2 separate regions of the Homo sapiens genome follow, and region 2 is linked to region 1. A link is a loop called in an ENCODE intact Hi-C map of the cell type or tissue named here. Cell type or tissue: tibial artery. All regions are shown on one strand. Each heading gives the region's core, and the rest is flanking DNA. Links, peaks and the distances in the headings are about the cores only.

Evidence for each region. Hi-C counts contacts between places; a loop is a spot of excess contacts. Peaks named below come from ENCODE experiments on the same cell type or tissue, not always from the same donor. Only the 100,000 strongest peaks of a DNase experiment are listed, where the experiment ranks them.
Region 2: it touches region 1 in a loop (4-fold over the local background); 1 of 110 quality-filtered maps calls a loop at or near these places.

The regions. Positions count from the first base shown.
Region 1 is chr9:113,419,972-113,427,577 of GRCh38, reverse strand. It overlaps C9orf43 (chromosome 9 open reading frame 43), which reads right to left. Exons shown (of 14, transcript NM_001278629.2): 5 at 6,375-6,475; 6 at 4,993-5,029; 7 at 4,080-4,252; 8 at 3,262-3,412; 9 at 2,502-2,559; 10 at 2,158-2,234; 11 at 1,848-1,935. Among named protein-coding and RNA genes, the nearest start is that of C9orf43, 13 kb to the right of the region's middle. In tibial artery, for the core only: no CTCF peak of the experiment used is centred there; no DNase peak of the experiment used is centred there; H3K27me3 peaks cover 409 bases.
Region 2 is chr9:113,791,416-113,799,713 of GRCh38, reverse strand. No RefSeq gene overlaps it. Among named protein-coding and RNA genes, the nearest start is that of ZNF618, 81 kb to the left of the region's middle. RefSeq lists silencers at 439-653, 7,336-7,546 and an enhancer at 4,577-5,465. In tibial artery, for the core only: no CTCF peak of the experiment used is centred there; a DNase peak (open chromatin) is centred at 4,263.

The sequences.
Region 1 (7,606 bases), core at 874-4,873:
AAACAAACAAACAAAAAACACTGAGGCCTAGTTCCTACCATCAGAAATTCTGACTTAATAGCTGGGACACAGTCTGAGTATTAGAGTTTTAAAAGCTTCTTGGCTGGGCGCAGTGGCTCACGCCTGTAATCCCAACATTTTGGGAGGCCGAGGCGGGCAGATCACCTGAGGTTGGGAGTTCGAGACCAGCCTGACCAACATGGAGAAACCCCGTTTCTACTAAAAATACAAAATCTTAGCCAGGCGTGGTGGTGCATGCCTATAATCCCAGCTACCGGGGAGGCTAAGGCAGGAGAATTGCTTGAACCTGGACCCAGAAGGCAGAGGTTGTGGTGAGCCGAGATCACACCATGGCACTCCAGCCTGGGCAACAAGAGCGAAACTCCGTCTCAAATAAATAAATAAATAAAAGCTTCACAATTGGTCTTAGTGTACAGTCAAGGCGGAGCACCACTGGCCTGGATGATAAAGGTCAAAAGACTTAGCAGTCCATACAAGCCCCTGCCTACCTCTTTGGTGTGATAGACCACTCTCCCTTAAATACCCAACCCCACAACCACACTCAACTGCTCAGTGTTTCCTGAGCAGCTGTGATCCTCCTAGATGCCTTTGCACAGGCTATTCCCTCTCAAGAGTTCTTTCCCATATCAGGAAAACTCCCACACATACTCAAGATTCAATGCAAAAATCATCTCTTCCATAAAGCCTTTCTCAACTCAGTGAGGACAGGCCACTGCTCTATGAACATGACTCACAGAGGCACCCCAGTCACCCAAGCAAAATTGCTCCTATTGGAGGCATTGGGAAGGGGTACAAAAGGCACCAGAACGGAATTCAGGGGAGTGGTAGTGGTCACCCTAGATGGAGTGTTAACCTTGGATACATCACCTCCTGCCCGGGGCCAAGCCCTGATTCTGTCCACCTCCCATAAGAAGGGCAGGAACCTTCCAACCTTCAGGTTAGAGCAGATCATTGGCATCAGACAACTAAGTGAGATGGGAAGGAAAGCAAGAGGGCAACATCCTTCTCAGGAAACCTCATCTCAGCCCTCCCAGTGCCCCAGGATTGGAGAGCTCTTTCTGATGATTAAACAGTTGTTTTCATATTAAAGTCAGCAATGTCCAGTCTGAGACGGGCACAACGATCCTCCAAAGTTTGGGGGGATTCTTTCTCCCTCCTCCCATTCTCCACTCAAGTTGAAAAATTTTGGAGGGATAGGGGTAAGTATATGCCTGAGCTCAGACATAATAACGACTCCAAAAAGGGGAGATGTCCATTCTTGTGTCCAGCATGAGCACTGGAGCAAAAGAACTGCCTGACAAGAGTTGGCTCCCTGACTCCTGGATGGGGCTAGACAATGTGTTGATTTTAACGTGAGGCTCCAGAGACTCTCTACCTTGTGGCAGGAAGGTTAGGGGGCCCCAGAGCTCTGCTTCCTTAGAACTCTTTTGGGGTTCTAGTGAGGGGCCCCAGCTCTCCCTGCCTCATTGGAAAATGGGCCCTCAGGGTTTTCTCTTCAGTAACCTGGGCTTGTTCCTCTCCTGATCCTCAAAGTGCTCTGCCTTTTCTAAGGTAGAACCTGAGGAAAAGATGACTGGGATTCATGTTCATGGTCATCTTTCAAGCCCTCATGTGAAGCAGACATCTGGCTCAGCTTGTTTGTTTAGCAAATTTATGAGGGAAGGATGGTGCATGAGAGACCAGACAGACTGAAGCATTCCAAGAAACTCTGAGTGCCTGACAAAGGCAGGTCTCAAAATGACAAGAGCATGTTTAGCTTTTCCTGCCCTCAGATACCTACCCCTCAGGGATCCTATCACCCCCAACCAAGCATATATTCCCCTTACCATAGAGACGGTCATGAACGGTGGTAACTGGATGTTTATGTGAAGTGCTCTGGATCCCTGGATCACTCTTGGCTTTCTTTTTAGCCTCCTGAAACCCACATCAGGAGGAACAAATTAGGATTTTTGGAAGTAAAGAAAACTTTTTTCAAAAGGAATATCAAAAAGAAGGAATTTAACATCTACAACCAGACAAGAACTTTTTATCTATAACCAGATAGAAAACAAGGAGACCCCCACCTTTCATACATCCCTTCCCATTCCAGGCTGTAGACCTCTCCCAGTCCCAGCAAGCCCCTCACTGCCACTCTACCTGTTTCTTAATAGGTGTTTTCACCTTCTTCTGTTGCTGCTGCTGCTGCTGCTGCCGCTGCTGCTGTTTCCTGTAACCTGGTGACCAGAGAGCCAGCTTGATCCTCTTCTAACAGCCCCCTCTCTCCCACTGGAATGCCTGCTGTGCCTTCCTTCACAATGGTGACTCCCTGGTAAGGACCAAGCCAGAGGGGCTGCTTCCTGAAACTATTGTTTCCTGAGTTCTACATGTGACCCTGTATGACTGTGGCCACAAATATAACTGAATTGGACCACGTTAAAGTATGAGAAATGTGGGCTAACAGAAAATGGTGCTTAGAGATCCAGCAGCAACAGCAAATCTACCTTCTGTCTTCAGGTTATGTAATTTCTTCAAACGTTCAGGATATCGCAGTGCTGGTCTCTGGAGAAAGAAAAAAGAAAAAGAAAAGCTCTACTGCAGGTCTTTCCCTTTCTCCAAATGTATCCCCCAAATGCGTTTATTCATCCAGTCAACAAGCACATTTTAAGAACCCAGTGTTTTGCAGCATTGTACCAGGGGCTACGGAGGAAGGGAAAAGGTGTGGGGAACAAAGTGCAGAAGAAATAGAGAACATGGCCAGGCATGGTGGCTCATGCCTGTAATCCCAGCACTTTGGGAGGCTGAGGTGGGCAGATCACCTGAGCTCAGGAGTTCGAAACCAGCCTAGGCAACATAGTGAGACCCTGTCTCTACAAAAAATTAAAAATTAGCCAGCCATGGTGGCGCACACCTGTAGTCCCAGCTACTCTGGAGGCTGAGGTAGGAGGATGACTTCATCCCAGCAGGTCAAGGCTGCAGTGAGCCATGATCAACCACTGCACTACACCCTGGGTGACAGAGTGAGACCCAGTCTCTCAAAAAAGAAAAAAAAAAAAAAAAGAAAGAAATAGAGAACATTGCTCTCTCAACACTTCCCCATCGACTGGCTTTTACATACATAGAGCCCAGCCTTCTCTGGGGCATGGGTTCAGAGTGGAAAGGCAGAAGGGAGATAAGGAATAGAATGTCAACTCTTCCAGATTTGAGGAGAGATGGGTTTGAATTTTCACATAGGCTTCTTCCCTGCTGTTTCCTAGCTCTTACTTCCAGGGTGAGGCGGTGTATAGATAGAAACATCTTAGAAGAAATCACACTGTCAGGTCGGTTCTTTTCCAAGGGAAGATTCTTTTTCATCATGGCCAATTTTATCTTCATCTCTGGACAGAGCATGGTTTGCTTTCCACCTGGCAAAAGTCTGAAGGGGACAGAGGACAGCCAGACAGTCAGCAACAGCTCTTCCCGGAAAGCATGGCTGAGGAGAAAGAGATGTAAAGGGCTCCAAGAAATTTCCACTTTGGGTCTGAAAAGGCCTGTACCAACAAGTGTTCATTTGGTAACACTTTTCTGATGCAACTACGATCATCATAGCTGCATATACTCAGTGCTGATTCTATGTCAGGCTCATGTGCTTTTACAACACCTGAGAACAGATATTACTCCCACTTTGCAAATGAGGAAAATGAAGCTTTAAGAGGCTAAATACATTACCAAAATTCATATAGCCAGTTAAGTTTCAATGTAAAATTCAAAGGTCATCTCACTGCAGACCACATATTCTGCCTACCACTTATTCATAATTCACCTATAAAAAGAAGACAGTGATAGTGCCTACCTCCTAGTGCAAATTTAAATGAAAGTACATGTGATATGCCTAGCACAGGGCCAGGCAAATGGTAAGTGTGACAAATGGTGGTGGTTATGATGGTCATCCCTGCCTGTTGGTAAGTCCAAGAGTTCAGTAAACAAATCGGGGTGATAGTTTTCTCCCAGTCCTACTCAGAAAAAGCACACTGTTTAGACCCATCCCAGCTTCAGTAAAAAGCAGGTGCTCTGGCTCTCCCACAGACCTACATGATACTTACTCCTTCAGTAGATCCTGAGGTAACGCTTCGGATTGAGCCCAGAGAGGTAGGAAATCTGAACTGAATTGTTCAGACAATTGCACTGGGGTTGGGGGAGGCACGATCATCCCTGGTGTTCCTACTCGTGTTCCTGCGGACTGATTTCCAGAGAGACCCAGAAATGACTTGCTTTTCTGGAAGAGAAACAATGGAAAGAATTCTCCAAAGCATTCTTTTTAGCCTAGTCCTTTCCATCAACATTCTAGCCTCTCAACACTACCCTGGCATGTACTCCAGCCATGGTTGCCTCCTCTGAACGATGAGGGCCGCCACATGTTTCCCTCTCAAGCTCCCAACTCTGTTGTTGTATTCAGATCATACAGGGATTCGTTGTTTTGTTTCATTTTCCAGAAAGGTCATTCGTTTACTCACTCAACAAACTGAACAAAAATTTATTGTCTAATTATGTGTCAGGCACAGGGCTAGGGATGGGGATTCAGCAATGAACAAAATGAACCAAGACACTACTCTCATGGACATAGCAGTCTTACAGTGACTTATCCAAGGTCACATTTACTCATAAATGGTACAATTAGAGTTAGAAGCCCAGGTCTTATAACCCCTAGTCCATTGAAATTCTATATGATCACGTTGGGGATTCGTTTTTAATTGACCAAAAACTCCCCCCCTGAACACGCAACAGTTCCTCCTATTATCTCAAGGTGCTCTTCATCTCCCTATAGGAAGGAGACAGAAAAAAGGAGTCTCTGAATAGAGAATGGTTTGGTTAATTATTCCTAAAGAAGGGTTTTCTTTAGCAGATTTGGATCATTTCAGGAAAGAACGGGGGTAAGGTGGAGGAGACCTGAAAGGAAAACAAAATAAACTCTACATAGCAATATTATAAAGGTTTGCACAAAAACATCAAACTCACCACTGCCGAGTTCTTTCTTTTCTTCTTCCCATGCTGGCTGGAGAAAAACAAAACAAAACAAAACAAAACATGCTTCTCAGCTGGACTTGAAATAAGAGTAAGCACAACTTATTCCCAGATATCTTAAACAGAAGCTCCAAGGATATTTGTGAATGATGACCACAAAGATTCCTATCTTTGATCAGTACTCAAAGATAGCTGGTTGGGAACCCAGCAGTAACTGCTGCCCAAGTACCTTCTGCTAAAAAGACCCCCCATCCTCATATCTAAATTAGGTTTCCCATTATTCTCTCAGGCAATCCGGTTACCTACTTTCATAGCATGAATCCAAATTAGAAATGATATATGTAGGTGTGGTTATGTCTGTAATGGCTGACTCCCCCTGACAAGGCTCCAACAGGACAGGGACCAAATCTATTTGGTTCACTAAATCCTCACTGCTTGACACAGAGATGTTTGGTAAGAAGTATTTTTTGCTCTGACCTCTTCCTCCTTGCCTGGGACGTGGATATGATAGCTGGATCTCTAGTAGCCAACTTATACCTTAAAAGCAGCCATGAAACTCCTTAGAAGTTGGAATCCATGGGCTAAGGATGACGGCCCAAAAAGCTAGAAGGAGCCCTGGTTTCTAATTATCTCATGGAGCTCACATGACCTAGCCTGCCTACTTCTGAGCTTCTTTCACACGAAAGGAAATAAACCCTTAGGGTTGTTTTTCATTTGTTTATACCATATATACACACACACAAATGCATATATATAGAGAGAAGCACTCACAGGATTATTTTTTAAAAAGAAAAACAAAAGAAATAAAAAGAAATTCTTAAGTTTCATCATCTCTAAATGTCACTTAAGAACCTGAAAGCCTCAAGGATCAGGAAAGAAGAACCAAACACTTTCCCCATGGTTGTCAATATTAGCAAGCCTTTGGGCCTTCACCAAATGGTCTTTGTCACACTCTTTTGTACACAAGTCCTATATGCTATTGCTTTTGTACACTGTACTAGGCCCTGGGGTTGAGAACAGAGATTCACATGCTTCACTGAGAACTTTTTCACTTGTTGCAAGTGGCTAATAAGAAAAACTAAGAGAGAGCATTTATTTCTTAGTCAAGCCTTATAAGTAAGTTGAGCCCTATCTTGTATGCTATTTACTGCCGTGTAAAATTTGATATGGAGAAGTCCCACAGCATGAATCTCAAAATGCATTACATTAAAATTCCAGTGTAGCAAAAGGCAGATGCAACAGACCACGACCTTCTCTGCTTGGCCTCCTGCTACTTGCAATGAGCTGGCTAAATGGGAGATCACAAAAAGGACGCTGCAGAAGACATCAGGGATTTATAGAGTCAAAGTCCTCTGAGTTCCAGATATGATACTCACCTCACATGTATCTCTGTTTCTTCTGGGATCCACAATACAACCATATTTCTAACATCTTCAGGGCAGGGAAGTTGCGTCTCATTCAAATTCAACACTGGAAACTAAGAGAAAGATATAAAGCCTATGTATGGCTTGAGGTGCTAAGCTCCTATATCAGATTAAGGATATGCTAAGCAAAGAGTCTGGTGGCACAGAAGATGATTTTAAGTTTCCCATCTTCAAGATATCTTCATAATATTCTCCCAAAAAAAACAGACTACTCCATCAAATATCAGTATAGGTATCTGCAAGAGTGAGTATTAATAAGCAGATAATCTCCCCTGCTTCCCTGTGCCATTAGGGTAGCATTTAGCAACTCCCAATCCAATCCCATATGAGGGTGCCCTGGGGCTTACCTACAGGAACATTACTTATCCTGCCCACTCCACTCCAAAGACTTAGATCCCACAGACATTACAATCTGCAGTTTGGGAGCAGGAAGAGAACTGATAGAAACAGAAGCAAGGTGTTTTCTTTTACAGTCTGACTACAATTATAGGCATTTATATAAAAGTCAAAGGCTAACTCTTCTCACATTTAGCTATTTAGGATCCTAGAACATAGTGCTCAAGGAAATCTTATAAATCACCTAGTCCATATTCCTGGTAAGATACACACACGAAAAAACTATTCAAAATAAGGTTGTCCCTGTGAAGACAAACTGATGGACTTGGAGGTAATAGGAGAGATTCCTTTTTATTATAAATCCTTTAATGCTTTTTGAATTTAAAAATCATGTTCATACATTATCTCTTCAAATAATTAACTTAAAATAATTTAATCTCGGCCAGGCATGACAACTCATGCACTTTGGTAGACAGAGGTAGGAGGATTGCTTGAGGCTGGGAGTTTGAGACCAGCCTGGGCAACATAGTGAGACCCTGTTTCTACAAAAAGTTTTTAATTAGCCAAGTGTGGTGGTGTGTGCCTGTAGTCTCAGTTACTCAGGGGTCTGAGACAGGAGGATGGTTTGAACCCAGGAGTTTGAGGCTACAATGAGCCATGATCATACCACTGCACTCCAGCCTGGGTGACAGAGAAAGACCCTGTCTCTTAAAATAATAATTATTATTGTTGTTATTATTATTTAATCTAATCCTCTTGTTCTAAAGAAGTCAAAGAGGTAAAGTGATTAGTCAATTCATCCATTCAAAACCATCTACCATCTCAGTTCCTTATACGCTCCACTACAC
Region 2 (8,298 bases), core at 2,435-6,434, 370 kb before region 1:
TGATCCACCCACCTCGGCCTCCCAAAGTGCTGGGATTACAGGCGTGAGCCACCGCGCCCAGCTAGATGCTCTTAAACGAGGGAGGGAGAGGAGAAGAAAGGGATTGAAGGCTCTGTTTTCGCTGATTTCAGGAGGCAAAGGGGAGTGGTTGTCATTCATTCATTCATTCATTTCACAAACATTTCACTGATGCTTCTGAGTGCCAGGCACTGAGCTGGGCAGCATAGGGCATGAAGAGTGGAAGAGAGAAGCCACAGTCTAGCAGGAGAAAGACAGGGAAGCAAATAGACTCACCACAAGGACAGGGCCTGCATCTTCCTTGTTCACCAGCTTGGGCTCTCCCAGCTGTGGCCCTCTGTGGGCATATGTTGGATGAAGGCCCTCTAAGCCTAGAATGGCACTGTGACCCCTTGCACAAAGGTCAGCATGGGGCTTTGCTTTTCTTTTTTCTTTTTCAAATGAGACAGGATCTCGCTGTGTCACCCAAGCTCGAGTTCGGTGGGACAATCACAGCTCACTGCAGCCTTGACCTCCCCAGCTCAAGCCATCTTCCTACCTCAGCCTCCTGAGTAGCTGGGATTATAGGTGCAGGCCATTATGTCTAGATAACTTAAAAAAAATAGAGATGGGGTCTCCCTGTGTTGCCCAGGCTGGTCTTGAACTCCTGGGCTCAAGTGATCCTCTGCCTCTGCCTCCCAAAGTGCTGGGATTACAGACGTGAGCCACCATGCCTGGCCTAGCTTGGGGCTTTTCTAAAAACTGAAACCCACTTTTTTCCGCAGTTCATTCATGCAGCCAGGGAGTGACTGATAGTCCTGAAGTTTGCATGAAGAATTCCAGAAATCCCTGCAGTAGTTCTAAAACAATACAACATTGGCTCGAAGTTGGCTGCTGACATATAGAAGGAGGTGGAGATGCCACTCCAGAGGTGAGGTCCCTGTGCAGTAAATGAAGAGGGAACATCCTGCACTGAGTCCTTCTTAACTCTCTGGTCCATGCCCCTTTGCGCTCTCTCTGGAGGCTCTTCTTTGAAACACAGGAAAATTGCTGCCAAACCTCACGGAGCTTGAGAAGGCTGATCAGAAGAGCAACAAGCCTGAAGTTTAGAATTAGGTTAAAGAAGATTTAGCTTTATTACCCTGAAATATATACAATGACTCAGAAAACATCATATTGCCAGGCCTGCAGGAATTAACAACTGGAAAAGAACAGAATGAATGAGTCACCTAAGAGGAGCACATTATTGTCACCAGGCAGGTGCCACTAAAGTCCTGTAAATTGGTGAAAAATTCCCCATAGAACCTTCCTTGCAGCTCATGCTAAAAGATGTTTCTGTGGGTCTCATCCACAAAACCCCACACCCTGACAATAAGAAACCCTTCTCGAGGCTGAGCGTCATGGCTCGCACCTGTAATTCCCACACTTTGAGAGGCAGAGGCAGGCGGATCACTTGAGGCCAGGAGTTCAAGACCAGCCTAATCAACATAACAAAACCCCATCTCTACTAAAAGACAAAAACTTAGCCAGACGTGGTGGTGCATGCCTGTGGTCTCAGCTACTTGGGAAGATATATCAGGAATGAGAATCGCTTGAACCCAGAAGGCAGAGATTGCAGTCAGCCGAGATCGTGCCACTGTACTCCAGCCTGGGCAACAGAGCAAGATTCTGACTCAAAAAACAAAACAAAACAAAACAAAAACAAAACGCTTCTCTAATGCAAGAATCCCCTCTACAGCTTATCAGTTCATAGGCTACACTTGAATACCACCAGCAATGGGGAACTCACTACCTCAAAAAGGAGTTTGGTCTATCGCCAGATTATTGTAATCATCCTAAAACGCCTCTGTTCCTCTTTGTAATGGACTGAAATCTGACTCTCACTACATCTGTGGGTAAAGCAATAGTAACTGCCTGTGTTTTCAGGGCCAGAATTGTTGCTGGATGAATATAGGAAGGCTTTTCCTTTCCATGGAAGGAAACTTCCTTCCTCTTATTTGCTGGTGCAACCAAACATTTAATTATAAAAGCTTCTCCAAGGCAATAGATGTTAAAAATTAAGATGAATACACTCATTGTTGCCAATAGCACAGACTGCTATTACTCCGAAAGTCCCAATTCATTACTGTATATTGTAACTGAACATTAACACTTGCATAACGACCTCAAGACCTGTCTCGCATGCACAATCAGTAGTCCTGACCAGGCTCCTTTATACCCAGGAAAGAAAGAGGGGGAAAAAAATACAAAACAGACGACGTGGGAAAATTGCCTTTCCAGTGGAAACATTGACAAACCTTTCATTACAATCATTCACTATACCTCACCTGATGCCACAATTGAATTCCTGAGCCCGGTCAAACGACAATGGGATGCGGTGGGAAGCAGGGGAGGAACTGGGGGCCCCAGTTTCCCCAAAACTCTCAACCTACCTGATCACTCTCCAGCGGCACCTCCTTCGTCCACTAGGGGATACCTGTCTCTCCCACCCCAGAATACCTGGGAGAGTTGGCTGAAAGGAAGGCAGGCACCCAGGAACCATTCTCCATGGACCCCGCTCCCCCACCAGGGACATCCAGGCACACTGGAGTCAAAGAGCAACTCTCAAATGGACCACGTCACCCCTGCTCAAAACCCTTCAATGGCTCCCATTGGCCTGGGGATAAAATCCCAAGTCCTGTGATCAAGTCCAGCCTAGCTCTCCGGTCTCCTCCCTGCCTCACACTTCCCTTCCCACCACCCTGGACTGTCTTTTCTCTGTCTCTCTGAACTCCTTCCTGACGCAGTGCCCTTGCACATCCTGCTGTTCCCTCCACACCACCCCATTCCCTCCTGGGCTGGCTGGTGCCCCCTCCTTTGTCAGGCCCCAGCTCAGAAGTCTGTCTAGAGCTGAGGGCCTTCCTGTCGGCTCTCGTCCTCTTCCCACCTACGCTTGGCACGAGGGGTCACTGTCTATTTGTTGGTTGCCACTTGCTGATTGTCTTGTTTCTTGACCATCCCATTCTGAATCATTCCCCTCTGCATCCCCAGCATCTGGCACAATGCCTGGTCCCAAGGAGACAAGCAATAATGATTTCTTGAATGAATAAATGAGAGTGTTACATAAAATTTCAGACAGTTCATGGAGCTCCTGAAATCCAAGGATGTCCCAGACTGACTTTGGCTTTCTAATTCTGGCCCGAGTTTCACATACATCCACAGGTTTTTGGAAGAAACCAGGATAGGGGTCTATCCTGCAGTCATCCTCATCTTTCAGATAAGGACTGGGAGCTGCTGAGAGGTGGTGGGTATATCAGTCAGGGCTCTCTAGAGAAACTGAACCAACAGGAGAGAGAGAGAGAGAGAGAGAGAGATGAAAGATAGATAGATAGATAGATAGATAGACAGATAGATAGATAGATAGACAGACAGACTAGATAAATGATAGATTAGATAGATGATAGATTGATGGTAGATTAGACAGATGACTAGATAGATAACAGATAAATTAGACAGACAGACTAGATAGATAGATGATAAATAGAGAGATGATAGATTAGACAGACTAGATAGGTGGATAGATGATAAATTAGATGATAGATTGATGATAGATTATGATAATAATCTATAACAGACAATAACAGATAACAGACTAGATAGATGATAGATTGATGATAGATTAGACAGATGACTAGGTAGATAGACGATAGATTAGACAGACTAGATAGGTAGATGTTAGATTAGACAGACGACTAGATAGATAGATAGATTAGACAGACAGACTAGATAGATGATAAATACATAGAGGATAGATTAGACAGACAGACTAGATAGGTGGATAGATGATAGATTAGATAGATGATAGATGATAGACAGACTAGATAGATAGAAAAATAGATAGATAGATAGGTAAATAGATAGACAGATAGATAAAGATACAGCACATATAGACAGAGACAGAGAGAAAGAGAGATTTTAATCAATTGTGGAGGCTGGGAAGTCCCAAGTCTGCAGGGTGGGCTGGCAGACTGGAGACACTTACTGAGCCTTCAGTGCTACGCCCTGTTCTGTGCACTCCCTCTGGCATTAACCCACTTAACCCTTCAACGATACTCTGGCCCATAGTACACATTCACTCCAACAATAACAAGGCCACTGTTATTATGATCTCCATTTTAAAGTAGGGGACACTGAACCCCTGGAGTGACTTACCCATGATTGTACCACCAGCAAGCATCAGAGCTGGGATTTGAACACTCTGGTTCTAGAACCAAGGCTGGGAACCACCACACTGCATTCCACACCCAGTCCCTCAGGCTCACCTTTCTACTGGGAGGCCCCGTGCAGAGACAAGGCAGAGCCTAGCATTCAATCTCATCTCTGCCACTTAGTAGCCATGTGACCTGGAAAAATCACCCTGTTCTATGCCCCAGTTTACCACTGCAACATGGAAAACATAACTCCTAGTTCTTAGGGGTGTTATGAGAATTCAGAGTGATCTTGGATGTAAAGCACTTAGAATATATAATTCACTTTTAATAAATAGTGGCTATTAATAATAATAGCAACAGTATTAATGGATGTAAAGGCCCTTTGTAAACTCTGAAGTGCCTCTAGACACGGCAATGGAGTCACTCAGGCCTGGGTTGAAAATAGGGTGACCAACTGCCCTGGTTTATCTGGGACTGTCCTGGTTTTAGCACTGAAAGTCCCATGTCCCCAGAAATCCCTCCGTCCCAAGCAAACCAGGTCAGTCGATCACACCACAGGCCCTGCTCCTTTCTAGCTGTGTGAATGCACTAGTCACTTTACCTCGCGGAGCCTCAGTTTCCTCACCTGTAAAATGGGGTTAAAGTTCTAAGCCAGTGGTCCCTGAACCAGCAACATCAGTATTGCCTGGGAACTTGTTGCAAATGCAGATTCTCAGACCCCACCTCAGACCCCACCTCAGATCTACTGAAACACCTTAGGGGTGTTTCCCAAACCCTCCTGGTGAGTCTGATGCCTGCCAACGTTTGAGAGCCTTGATATAAAGTACCTCCCTGGGGGCATTTCACAGGTTGTAGAGGGCTAAAGCCAGACCAGGTAAGCACCTGGCACGCTGTGAACATTCAGCTGCCAGTGGCCATCACTACCAACATTACAAGGTTGGTGGCGACATATTTACCGTGAAGGTGGAAACTGGGGTGAACGATAGGGTCCTCCAGTCCCAAGACTTCTCTCCAAACTGGAGCCTGACATTTGTTTTTTGCATCTAAAAGCTGGGCTAACTTCCTGCTTTCAGAAAGCTTAATTCCCTCATTCTTGTTTTGAAGATGAGACCTCTCAAGGCTGATATTGCCTCGCTATTGTTATGCACGTGTTGGTTAAAGTTTTAATTCAGTGCCTCCTAGTTGAGGGCAGAGGGAGTTTGGGGATCTGGGGCCACCTGGGTGGTGTTGCTTCTGGGCCCTGTTTTGACCCATTGGGTTAAGGCAGGTGCGATGATAATGATGACAACTCCCGTTTAATCGTCCCATACCCATGTTCCGGGTCCTGTGAAGTCACTGTGGGGCCTGGGTCTGCCTCTGTGTTCTGCGTTGCCCAGAACACTGCCTGGCATCAAATCAGTGCTTAGTAAGTACTTGTTAAATAAACGACTGCGTGTTCTGAGTGCATGATACACGTTGTCTTATTTAATTCTCATGACGCCTTCACGAGTTAGGTACAATCATCATTCTCCATTCTGCAGATGTAGAAACTGAGTCCAGAAAGCTTAGACGACTTGCTTAAAGCCCCCGACCATAAGAAGCAGGCCAGGGATTGAAAACCTAATTTTCTTTTCACGGAGGAGGGACTGCAGATGTGCTGGGCTCAGCCCCAATACTGCCGCCTCTGAGAAGCCTCCCTTGAGTCCCTGCCCCCTTCCTTCCTGCCCTCATCACACATTTTGCAGCCCGCTCTTTGGACCTCTCAAGGCTGACATTGCCTCGCTGTTTATACACGTGTCGGGCTGCGTGTCTCCAACACTGACCTGTTTATCTGTGCAGCTGAGTGTAGGCCTCCTGGTCCCAAGAGCCCTCCATGAAACCTGGGTGAATGACAAATGAACTCGCAGGCTCTGAGAAGGAGCCTGAGTTTGGCCAGTAAGACCAGAAAGTGAACACTCACTATCGAACTGAAATGAAGGGAAGGTGAGTGGAAACCTGGCCAGATGAGCCCTCTGGTTTCCGCAGCTGAAGGTCATGAGGCATTAAATGCCCAAGTCCACCTTTGGATCTTCTCAGAAACCACAGTCCACCCAAGGTGCCTCAATGCCCTTTGTGGGCTTGGCCCTTCCAGAAGACATCAGGGCTGAGTATAAAATTGGCTTCACCGGGTAACGCTGCATGCGTGTGTTGTGTTCCTGGTAATATAATGCTTTGTCTATGACTTTTTAAAACAATGAAAACGTAAAAGTGAAGGGCCCAGCCGCGAGGAGAGAGGTGACGAGTGGAACTGATAAGTTTGATTTCGTATACCTTTCTTAGCAAGTGGGGGAATGCTGACATCACCCAGAGCACCCCGAGAACAGATTCTTCTTCATCCCCAGGGCTGCCGGGAGTAAAGGGGCTGAACAGCCTCCACCAGCCCTCGGGTGACTTAAAGGATTTCCAATTTGTAAACAAATAGATTTAGAACAAGACTCCCCAATGGGAGAACTAAGTCAAATTCATTTTGTCAAGGAAATCATTGTCAGATATAATTTTCCCTAAATTTCCACAGCCAAACTCAACCTTGGCTATCAAGGCAAGTAGCTACAGGCTGGGCCCGTGGTGGTGCACGTCTGTGCTCCCAGCTACTTGGGAGGCTGAAGTGGGCAGATCACTTGAGCCCAGGAGGTTGAGGCTGCAATGAGCCACGATCATGCCACTGCACTCCAGCTTGGGTGACAGAGTGAGACCCTGTCTCAAAAAAAAAAAAAGTAGTTATAAAGGAACGTGAATGTTAATTTTTTAAAATCCCCACCTTACTATCCTTGAGGAAGATGGATCTGCCAGAATCACTTTCTCCCTTGTGTGATGCTTGTTACTATTCATCTGTTTCTTTCTTCCTAGATTGTCAGCCCCTTGAGGGAAGAATCCATGAAAAACTCTATCTTTGACCTCCATGTTCTCTGGTGCTCCCTGAGTTCTGTAGGCAGTAGCATCAAAATTGTGGCCCCTTGCTGAGTACGGTGGTTGTAAGGGGTAAATGAGAGAATCTTCCCCACATACGTGGCAGTATGCCTGGCAAATAAAGATTAGCTCACACGTATTATTTTAGTGATGAGGATAGTTAGGGTGACCAACTGTCTTGGTTTGCCTGGGACTGAGGGGGTTCCCAGGATGGACAGTCCTGGGTAAACTGGCACAAGTCGGTCGCCTTAGGGATGGGTGGTCATTGAGTGCCTGTGACTTGTCAGGCATGGTTGGTGCTGGGTAAATTAGATGGATTATTTCATTTAAACCTCACAACAGCCCTGTGAGCTATTTGTGATTATCTGCATTTTACAGAGTAATACATTAAAACTTTAAGTCATATCTTCCCAGCTGCTAGCTCCTTCTCCATCAAATACTGATTTTTTCAAACAAGAAAATGACTTCATTGCTGTTTTATTCCACTGCGGTAAATTGAATGCCCTTGTCTCCCAATTCTTAACCCTCCCTGCATACACACACTTGCCATATGACTTGGGCTTGGCCATGTGACTTGGCAAATGGCATGTGGACAGAAGTGACAGACCCAAGCCCAGGCCTTTTTTGCATGTTTCTGCTTATACTTTTTTTTTTTTTTTGAGACAGAGTCTCGCTCCATTGCCCAGGCTGAAGTGCAGTGGCATGATCTCGGCTCACTGCAACCTCTGCCGCCCAGGTTCAAGTGATTCTCCTGCCTCAGCCTCCCAAGTAGCTGGGATTACAGGGGTGCACCACCACACCTGGCTAGTTTTTGTATTTTTAGTAGAGACGGGGTTTCACCGTGTTGGCCGGGCCAGTCTTGAACTCCTAACCTCCAGTGATCTGCCCACCACAGCCTCCCAAAGTGCTGGGATTTCAGGCGAGCCACGGTGCCCAGCCTTGCTTACACTCTTAAGCCTCTACCAGATCCATGAAAGGACTGTGCCCCAGCCAACCTGCTGGTCCAAGAAGACTGAGAGACACGTGGAGCAGAGCTGTCTGCTGAGTCACAGACCTGCAGCAAGAAGAAGGGGCACCCAGCAAAGCTCAGCCCAGATTAAGCCCCAGCTGACCAGTAGATGGGGAAGGGATAATACATCATTGTTTTTAAGCTCCTGAGTTTTTAGGAGGTTTGTTACACAGCAGT